Regions from separate parts of the Homo sapiens genome. Here regions 1 and 3 are each linked to region 2. The links are chromatin contacts, found by Hi-C or POLR2A ChIA-PET in ENCODE. All regions are on one chromosome and are shown on one strand. Each heading gives the region's core, a stretch centred on a gene start or an enhancer-like site at or near the end of the contact. The rest is flanking DNA. Distances are from core to core; before and after follow the strand shown.

Region 1 (2,700 bases), core at 174-2,673, 240 kb before region 2:
ATCCCTAAGGCCCCTAGGAGACAAACACTTCCTCTGCTTAATCAAGTCTTATACTCCCATACATTTAATGGCAAACACTAAATGCCAGTTGTAACTTCTCTTTAGTACAAGTGAATTCAAAGTTCAAGAGAAACGAAAACCCGGAAGATGGCTGAGGAACCAAGGTAAGGATGGAAGACTGCTCTAAGCCAGGGGCTGGGGAAACCTCCCCGCCTCCATTTTTACTCTTCTCCAACCCACTTCTCTCCCAGCAGCCGAATGAATCTTTCTAGAAGCTGATAGTAACCACTCCCTGACTTAACATCTGTCAATACAGGGCTCTCAAGGCTCACTCCTTCAGGACAAGCCCCTGCCTTGACAACTTCATGGGTCGTGGTCTCCCCTTATCCCCACCCCAGCGCTCTCTACTCTGTTCTCTGAACCAGCCACCCCCAAGTTCCAACAGTTCTCAGAGAGAGTCAGACCCTTCCTGGACACTTCCTACGTAAAAGGGATTGAGAGGAGCAAACGAATGACTATCTGTACTGTTGCCCAAATACACTGCACACCAGAACTCCCCTCTCTTTCCCTCTTAGAGACATTAGGGCTCAAAGGGTTGTATCCTTATATAACCCCTTTCTACAACCATAGAAGAGGCTGCAGGGAGGCTGAAGTGACATGTCCAGGTTCACAGTTGAATTAGAACCAGGCTCCACACCACTGATTTGAAACCCTGGAGTCCTGATAGTGCTGTCAATCTGAAAGGGACATCAGGTATGGCCTAACTCAGCCCTCTCGGTGCACAGGTGCAGATACCCAGGGCTTCCCAGCCTGCCATCTCCCTGAACCTTCATTTATCAGTCCCCAGTCAAACGCACCTCCTCCTCCTCATCAGGTGTGCCAGGCTCACTCCTGTGGCCGCAGGAGGCCACACGCGGGCCCCGGGGTCATGGGGGCGACCGGCAGCTGCGCGCCCCAGCTGGCCGCCCAGCCCCACCTCCTGTTTGCCGCCCGAGCCGGGAAGGGGCGCCGCTCCCCGGGACCACACTCACTTGGCGCCCGCGGCCTGGAAGAGGTCGGCCCACTCCTCCGGGTGGAAGAAGCGCGCAGTGAACTGCGGTCCGAAGTCGGCGTAGCTGAAGCCGGGCGGGTAGTTGTCGCGCATGAAGCGCTGGTACTGCGGCCGCCCCTCGCCCTGCCAGTGCCACCAGAACCACTCGCTGCCCCAGGCGGGCACCGAGAACACGCCCCAGTGGATGAACACCCCGAACTTGGCTTCGTCGAACCAGGCCGGCAGCGGCCGAGAATCCAGGCTCGGCCAGTCTGGGGTGTAGCGGCGCGGAGGCTGGGCCCGACGCACCGACTCGGCCGCTCCGAGGAAGAGCAGCAGCAGCAACAGCGCGGGACCCGCCGGCCGCGACCTCATCCCCGGAGCCCGCATCGCTACCCCTCAGCGACGCGGCCCACTCTTAACGCGCAGGTGCCCGCGGGCGGCTCCGCCCACTCTGACTAACGATTGGCCCGGAAGGAAAAAGGGGTGGGACAACCTGGACAGGTTGGCCCGAGTCGCTTCCTCCTCGGGTCGGAGGAGCGCCCTCTGGTGCTCAAGAAGGGAAAGACGCAGGGAGGCGTTGACAGCGCTTCGCTGAAGGACGAATAAAAACCTTGAAAAGGGACTTAACTGCGAGGTTAAATCGTGGAGGTGAGCAAGGCCCAGTGTGTGCGGAGAACTCACATTTAAGAAGGAGTCCATTGAGCCGGACGCAGTGGCTCACGCCTGTAATCCTAACACTTTCGGAAGTCGAGGCGGGAGGATCGCTCTGAGCCCACAAGTTGGAGACTAGCCTGTCTCTATAAAAAATAAACAAAATGAGCCTGGCGTAGTGGTGCACGTCTGGAGTCCCAGCTACTCGAGAGGCTGAGGTGGGAGGTTCGGGATCGCTTGAGCCCGGGAAGTCTGGGCTGCAGTGAACCGAACCGTGATCACGCCTCTGGGAGTAGTCCATTTTGCCGCAGCAATCCTGCAGGGGTAGGCTGAAGTGAGATCACGAGTTTTATTTAGTGATCACTTGGGAGCCATAGGGGGCTTTTGAGTTGTCCTGTAGCACAAGGCTGGAGGAGGAGATAACAGACCGGAAGGGTATCTAACAGCCCTGACAGAAATAAGGAGGTAGAGGGATGATGGGAAGAAACGTTATGAAAGGAGAGGAAAGAGAAAACTGGGTACTGAAAGAGGGAGAGCGGGCAGGACCGTTTCATCTGTCTGGTATTTACTGAGCTTTCTTTGGGAATTCCGAGGCATTTCAAATAGCTTAGTTTGTACCGAGATACCGCCACTGCACTCCAGCCCCTGGGCGACAGAGCCAGACCAAGGAAGAAAGAAAGGAAGGAAGGAAGGAAGGAAGGAGGAAGGAAGGAAGGAAGGAGGAAGTGGAGAGCCAAGAGGACCCAGGATTGCCTGGCAGGGAAGTTCCCCAGTTCCTCTGCAATTTGCACATGCTGCACATACTCAAACGGGAGGTGAGGCCATTAGCGAGGGAAATACGGAAGTCAGAAGTCTCTGAACAGACAAGGTGGCTCACGCCTGTAATCCCAGCACTTTGGGAGGCCGAGGTGGGCAGATCACCTGAGGTCGGGAGTTTGAGACCAGCCTGGCCAACATGGTGAAACCCCATCTCTACTAAAAATACAAAAATTAGCCGGGCATGGGGTGCGCCTGTA
Region 2 (2,700 bases), core at 140-2,639:
CTCCCTCCCGATGGAAGAAGTTCTCTTTGCACCCAAAGAAGTGGCTAGCCCTGCTCATTCTGCTCTTTCTTCCTCATGGCCCAGGAGGAGAGCTGCTGGGTACCACCCTAGGTGGAGCAAGGACCCCCCACTCTGCCCCAGCTTTCCTGGGACACGATGGCCCTGGCTCCAGTGGCTGAGAGTTAACATTCCCTGGCACCAGCCACTGGCTCCCTTCCCCTGGATGCTCTGTTCCCGATTAGCACAGCAGGCAGGGGCCTGGCGCTCGTCCCTGACCTCGGGGCCTCCAGCAACCAGACCCCTGGCTTTAGCGGATGAGCTACCAATTCTTTTTAAAGCACTGACTGATGCGTGGTATTAAGCAGGGACAAGTTTGCGGCCTCACTGCCCTTTCCCAAAGGACCAGGGTGCCTCTTCCCGGAACACTGTGTGTGCCTGCGTGGAGGGGAAACTGCCCCCGCTTCCCTCTCTTGGGGTGCAAAAATCTGGGCCAGAGGTCCCACTGCGTGGCCTTCCCTATTCCCCTCTGCTTTCCTCCCAAGCCTCCATCTGCCGAGGAGGCCTCTCCCCTTCTTCAGGAGGGAAAGAGGAATGCACAGCAGTTGAGCCAAGACCCCTCCAGGAGCTGCGATGGGGGCGGATGGTGGCTGGGAGCAGAGACACATCCTGCGGGCGGCGGGTGGCACAGGCTGGGACGTGTTCTTAGCCAGTGGCTCCACCAGCTTCCGCGAGGCCGAATCCTGCCCTTGCCAGTCATGAGCTGAGGCAACTCCTTTCCCGTCTGGGCCTCGGTTTCCTGTCAGGCACTGGATGAAATCCCTTCCAGCTCTAAGATTTGGGATCCGAGGGCTCGCTCTCTTTCCCTGCCTGTGGGGTTGGCCAAGCCGGGCTCAGCCAGCTCCGCTCTAAGTTCGTGGAACTTGCCAGCTTAGCCTGGCTCCCGCTTATCGCTGCTCCATCACAGGAAAGACTCCAGTTCCCAGGGCAGCCCCCACTCTTTTTTTTTTTTTTGCAACTTTCACATCACAGACAGCTCAGCTCTCAGAAGACCCAGGGCCACACAGAACAGTGGGATGGGGCAGGGGTTTCTGGAATCCCCTCCCATTTTCACTTGGGTGCTGCCTCAGCACAAATTTCCCAGGCTCCTTTCACAACACACAACACACATACACACAAACACACACACGTGCACACACACACACACATGCACCCACAGATATCACTCCCCAGTGGCTGACTCTTAGGAGGCATCCCTCCCCCACCCTGATTTCTGGGGGTGACTCACAGAAGCAGTGTGCCCACTTAGGAGTCTCTGGGGAGAAGATTCCTGAGGCCGAGAGGGTCCTTGTTCTCTTCTTGCCCTCGGCTCAGCGGGCACCGGGAGAAGAATGCGATCCCGGAGACTGCACCGTCTTAAATATAGCAGCACTGAGACAGTACAATGACAATGGATGAGAACTATGGCATCGGGGACAGGGGGCCAAGGGGAGGGGCCATTCCGTGTCTCCAGCCTGCTGGGCAGCAGCGACAGGTGGAGCTGTCCGCCGCGTCCCCCCACACTGCTCCTCCTCTCAGCTGGGTCCTTTCTGCCCAACCCAAGCCCCTGTTAAAATGGAAAGGAGGGAACGGCTCAGGCATGGTCGTATGGAGGGCAGATCCCGTGCGGCGTTCTCAGCTGTCGGGAGTTCTGATCTGAATTCTGCCCCGGCTGACTGGGTGCCCTGGGGAAGGCGCTCAGCTTCCCTGAACTGACTGCCTTCTGAAAAACGGAGACAGTGAGACTGGGCACCTGGACTTCATGAAGACGGTGGAAGGAATATGACCTAAAAGTGAGTGTTTCGTGCTCAGAAGTTGTCACTGGCTAAAACAGCAATGTGTGGCTCCTGGTCCCTCCACCACTCCGGTAGTTACTACACGGCCCCCGCCCTGACCACAGTCATGTGTGTGTGGTGTGGTGCAGGCAGGAGGAGCTGGGGAGCCACCTACTGCTTCACTGTGCAAACTGCTCAGGCTGCCAGAGTGTCCCCTGAAGGGCCTTCTTATAGGGTAAACGCACCTGACAGGGATAACTGAAGCACGCTCCAAGAATGACCCTGTGTGGAAGACCTGAATATGTGTTCCGAGCTAAGGAATCTGGGGAGTAGCCAACCCGTTTCTTACCTACGATGAATATCTGAGCCCCCGTCCCGTCCCTTCTGGTGGAACGCTGGCCATACAGGGGATTGAGGCCCTGAGTTTTGGGTTAAATGAAGATTGCCAGGTGGAGGTCATTAGGGGATGGTGTAAAGTGAAAATGCTCTATAAACTGCATGCTGTTTGCAAGGGGCTGAGGTTTTCCTGCCCAGTCGGCCGCCACTGGTATGTTGTCCAGCCCGCCGCCCCTGGACCATTTCTGTATGTAAGGCGGTTCTCCTGTCCAGTTCATCACCAGTGGACTCTCTCTCCTGTAGGCAAGCCCCTAACAAACCCCCACGTTCCTTCCTTTCCTTCCTTCCCTTCCTTCTCTCCCTTTCTTTTTCTTTCTTTCTTTCTTTCTTTCTTTCTTTCTTTCTTTCTTTCTTTCTTTCTTTCTTTCTTTCTTTCTTTCTTTCTTCTTTCTCTTTCCTTCCTTCCTTCCTTCTTTCCTTCTTTCCCTCCCCCCCTCCTTCCTTCCTTCCTTCCTTCTCTCTCTCTTTCTTTCTTTCTTTCTTTCCTTCTTTC
Region 3 (2,700 bases), core at 61-2,560, 200 kb before region 2:
TGAAGAAAGATTTTGCCCCTGAGGTAGAGTTGCAAGATTCTTCAAGTAAAAAATGTTACAGGCATGAGCCACCCCACCTGGCCCAATGAATTATATTCTTGAAGATGATGGAGAGTAGATTTTAAGTGTTCTCACCACAAAAATAAGTATGTGAGGTAATGCAACAATAGTTGAGACATTCAGGCACTAAAAATTACTTGTTGCTTATGTGCGATTAGAATGCTCAGCCTAGCGTGGTGGCTCACGCCTGTTATCCCAGCACTTTGGGAGGCAGAGGCAGATGGACTGCCTGAGATCAAGAGTTCAAGACCACCCTGGGCAACATGGTGAAACCTCATCTCTACTAAAATACAAAAAATTAGCTGGGTGTGGTGGTGCGTAGTTGTAGTCCCAGCTACTCAGGAGGCTGAGGCATGAGAAATGCTTGAGCCACAGAGGCGGAGGTTGCAGGGAGCCGAGATCGCCTTACTGCACTCCAGCTTGGGCTCCAGAGTGAGACTCTGTCTCAAAAAAAAAAAAAAAAGAAAAAAGAAAAAGAAAAAAAAGAATGTAACCAGGCATTCTCTGTCTTATCTGGCAACACCACCCAGAGGGGACACTTGGCAATATCTGGAGACATTTTTGGTTGTCACAACCTGGTGGAGGAATTCTACTGACATCTGCTAGGGAGAGGCCAGGAATGCTGCTAACCATTCTGCAATGCACAGGACAGCCCTACAGCAAGGAATTATCCAGCTCAAGATGCTAACTTGCGAACCCTGGTCTGGACCTAGTCCTGGCTCCTTCAGCGCAAAGCCATTGCTGGGAAGGGCCTTTAATTTGATCATTCATCCCTTTGGGAAATGGAACAGTAACAGCCTCCAGCCCTTGCATCTCTCCCAAGAGCAAGACATTGGCAGTGAGGAATGGGACAGAGAGCCCCAGGTGCCAAGAAAGAGGAAAAGAAGACCAGAAGGAGCTGGGGAGTGGGGCCCGCCTGCAGCCTACATCAGACTCCTATCTGGGCTGGAATTGGAGACCCAGGGGTGAGCTGGAAGAGATCTAGCAGATGCTTCCACAATCCTGAATCCTAGACCTCTGGCCTTGAGAAAGCCCCACATGGGGAAGAAGGGTGAGGCTGTCCCCAAACGCCTGGTCCTCCATTGCAGCCCAAAGCATGTAATTGGAGGTGGAAGGCATGAATGAGTGAAGGAATGAATGAACGAAGGAAGAAAGAAAGGAAGTTACTGAAAGTTCAAGTGGAAGGAACGCTGGGAAGCGGAGTTTTTGTGTGGTCTCTGCCATTGCCTGGCTGACCAACAAGTTGCTTCCTGTATCTGTTCTCAATTTCTCCATTCCTAAAATGAGGAAGTTGGAGATAACAGGTGCCCCTGAAACGCCTGAGTGCATGGAAGTCACCCACAGGGCCTGTTAAAACACAGATTGGGGCCGGGTGAGGAGGCTCATGCCCGTAATCCCAGCATTCTGGGAGGCTGAGGCGGGAGGAGGTCTTGCCTGAACTCAGGAGTTTGAGGTTATAGTGAGCTCTGATTATGCTACTGCACTCCAGGCTGGGTGACAGAGAGAGAACCTTGACTTGAAAAACAAAACCCCAAAACACAGATTGCTGGGCCCCACTCCCAGAGATTCTGATTCAGTATTCTGGGATGGGGCCCAAGAATCTGCATTTCTAACTAATTCCCAGGGGAAGCAGATGCTGTCGGTCCTTGGACTCCCTATGGGCAGCACTGGACAAGAGAATCAATAAGGAAGCTCCATGATCTCTCAGTCCCCTGGGCAGGGCTGATGGGGCCCACAGGGGAAGTCTGTTCTCTTTTTGCCCTGGGAGGGCCAGGAGCAATTGTAGGTGAGGGTTTAGGAGGCGGTTTTCTCAGCTCCTTGGGTAGAGCTGGCCTCAGCAGCCCTTGTACTGTGAGATGCCGCCATCTACAGGATGGATCTACCCCATGCTGGGGCCGAGTGCTGTCATATTGAGGGTCTGATCTGAGGAGGAACATTCCCGAGAGGTATACTTTTCCTGTCAGGCCACAGGGAAGCAGTCTTTGCACTGTCTGAACCAACTGACCCTAAGATGGTTCAAAGCCAGGCATGGTGGCTCATGTCCGTAATCCCAGGCCTGTGGGAGACCGAGGAGGAAGGAAGGATTGCTTGAGCCCAGGAGTTCGAGACCAGCCCAGGCAACATAGCGAGACCCTGTCTCTACAAAAAATAAAAAATTAGCTGGGCATGGTGATGTATGCCTGTACTCACAGCTACTCAGGAGGCTGAGGCAGGAGGGTCATGTGAGCCCAGGAGGTCAAGGCTGCAATGAGCCATGATCTGCACCACTGCACTCCAGCTTGGGCGATGGAGGAAAAGAAAAAAAAAAAAGATTATTCAGTTTTCAGTGTAAATGTTGGTCCCTGAATTAACTTGGGAAAATAAAACAAAATGTGTCTGCAATCATATGGGATAACATATTTTCACCAAAACTGTTGTTATGTTTTGCCTTTTAAACCCTGCTATACAGTATTCCTTTTAAAATTAATTAATTTTTTAGAATTGTCAAAAATTGTATACATTTAACATGTACAATGTGATGTTTTGTAATATACATATACATTGTAGAATGGCTAAATTGAACCAATTAGCATATGCATTACCTCATATACTTATTTTTGTGGTGAGAACACTTAAAATCTACTCTCCATCCGCCGGGCA

What was found. A loop is a pair of places that touch in the nucleus more often than their neighbours do. ChIA-PET counts read pairs that join two places held with the same protein, here RNA polymerase II (POLR2A). Pooled maps may share reads with other maps.
Region 1: a loop to region 2 is called in a map of ascending aorta, with 5 times the contacts of the local background. The contact joins the promoter of FUCA1 here to the promoter of MYOM3 in region 2. A Hi-C loop is called at or near these places in 2 of 168 maps with a recorded cell type or tissue (ascending aorta and ovary) and 11 of 50 pooled maps. POLR2A ChIA-PET finds 5 or more read pairs at or near these places in 2 of 52 experiments (AG04449 and Panc1).
Region 3: a map with no recorded cell type shows a loop between it and region 2 (16-fold over the local background). The contact joins the enhancer-like site here to the promoter of MYOM3 in region 2. A Hi-C loop is called at or near these places in 2 of 168 maps with a recorded cell type or tissue (ascending aorta and cardiac septum), 1 of 37 single-sample maps with no recorded cell type and 8 of 50 pooled maps. POLR2A ChIA-PET finds 5 or more read pairs at or near these places in 3 of 52 experiments (Caco-2, OCI-LY7 and Panc1).

What each region holds. Positions count from the first base shown.
Region 1 is chr1:23,866,867-23,869,566 of GRCh38, forward strand. FUCA1 (alpha-L-fucosidase 1) reads right to left here and starts at 1,424. Exons shown (of 8, transcript NM_000147.5): 1 at 1,032-1,424. The coding sequence starts at 1,420. RefSeq lists a silencer at 836-1,055.
Region 2 is chr1:24,110,746-24,113,445 of GRCh38, forward strand. MYOM3 (myomesin 3) reads right to left here and starts at 1,390. Exons shown (of 37, transcript NM_152372.4): 1 at 1,286-1,390. RefSeq lists an enhancer at 1,592-2,100.
Region 3 is chr1:23,915,066-23,917,765 of GRCh38, forward strand. No RefSeq gene overlaps it. Among named protein-coding and RNA genes, the nearest start is that of CNR2, 3.1 kb to the left of the region's middle. RefSeq lists an enhancer at 1,976-2,025. Within about 2 kb of position 1,311, at least 10 of the 41 ENCODE cell types and tissues checked have a DNase peak (open chromatin) inside an H3K27ac peak, as active enhancers do; they include OCI-LY7, where a contact is called at or near this core.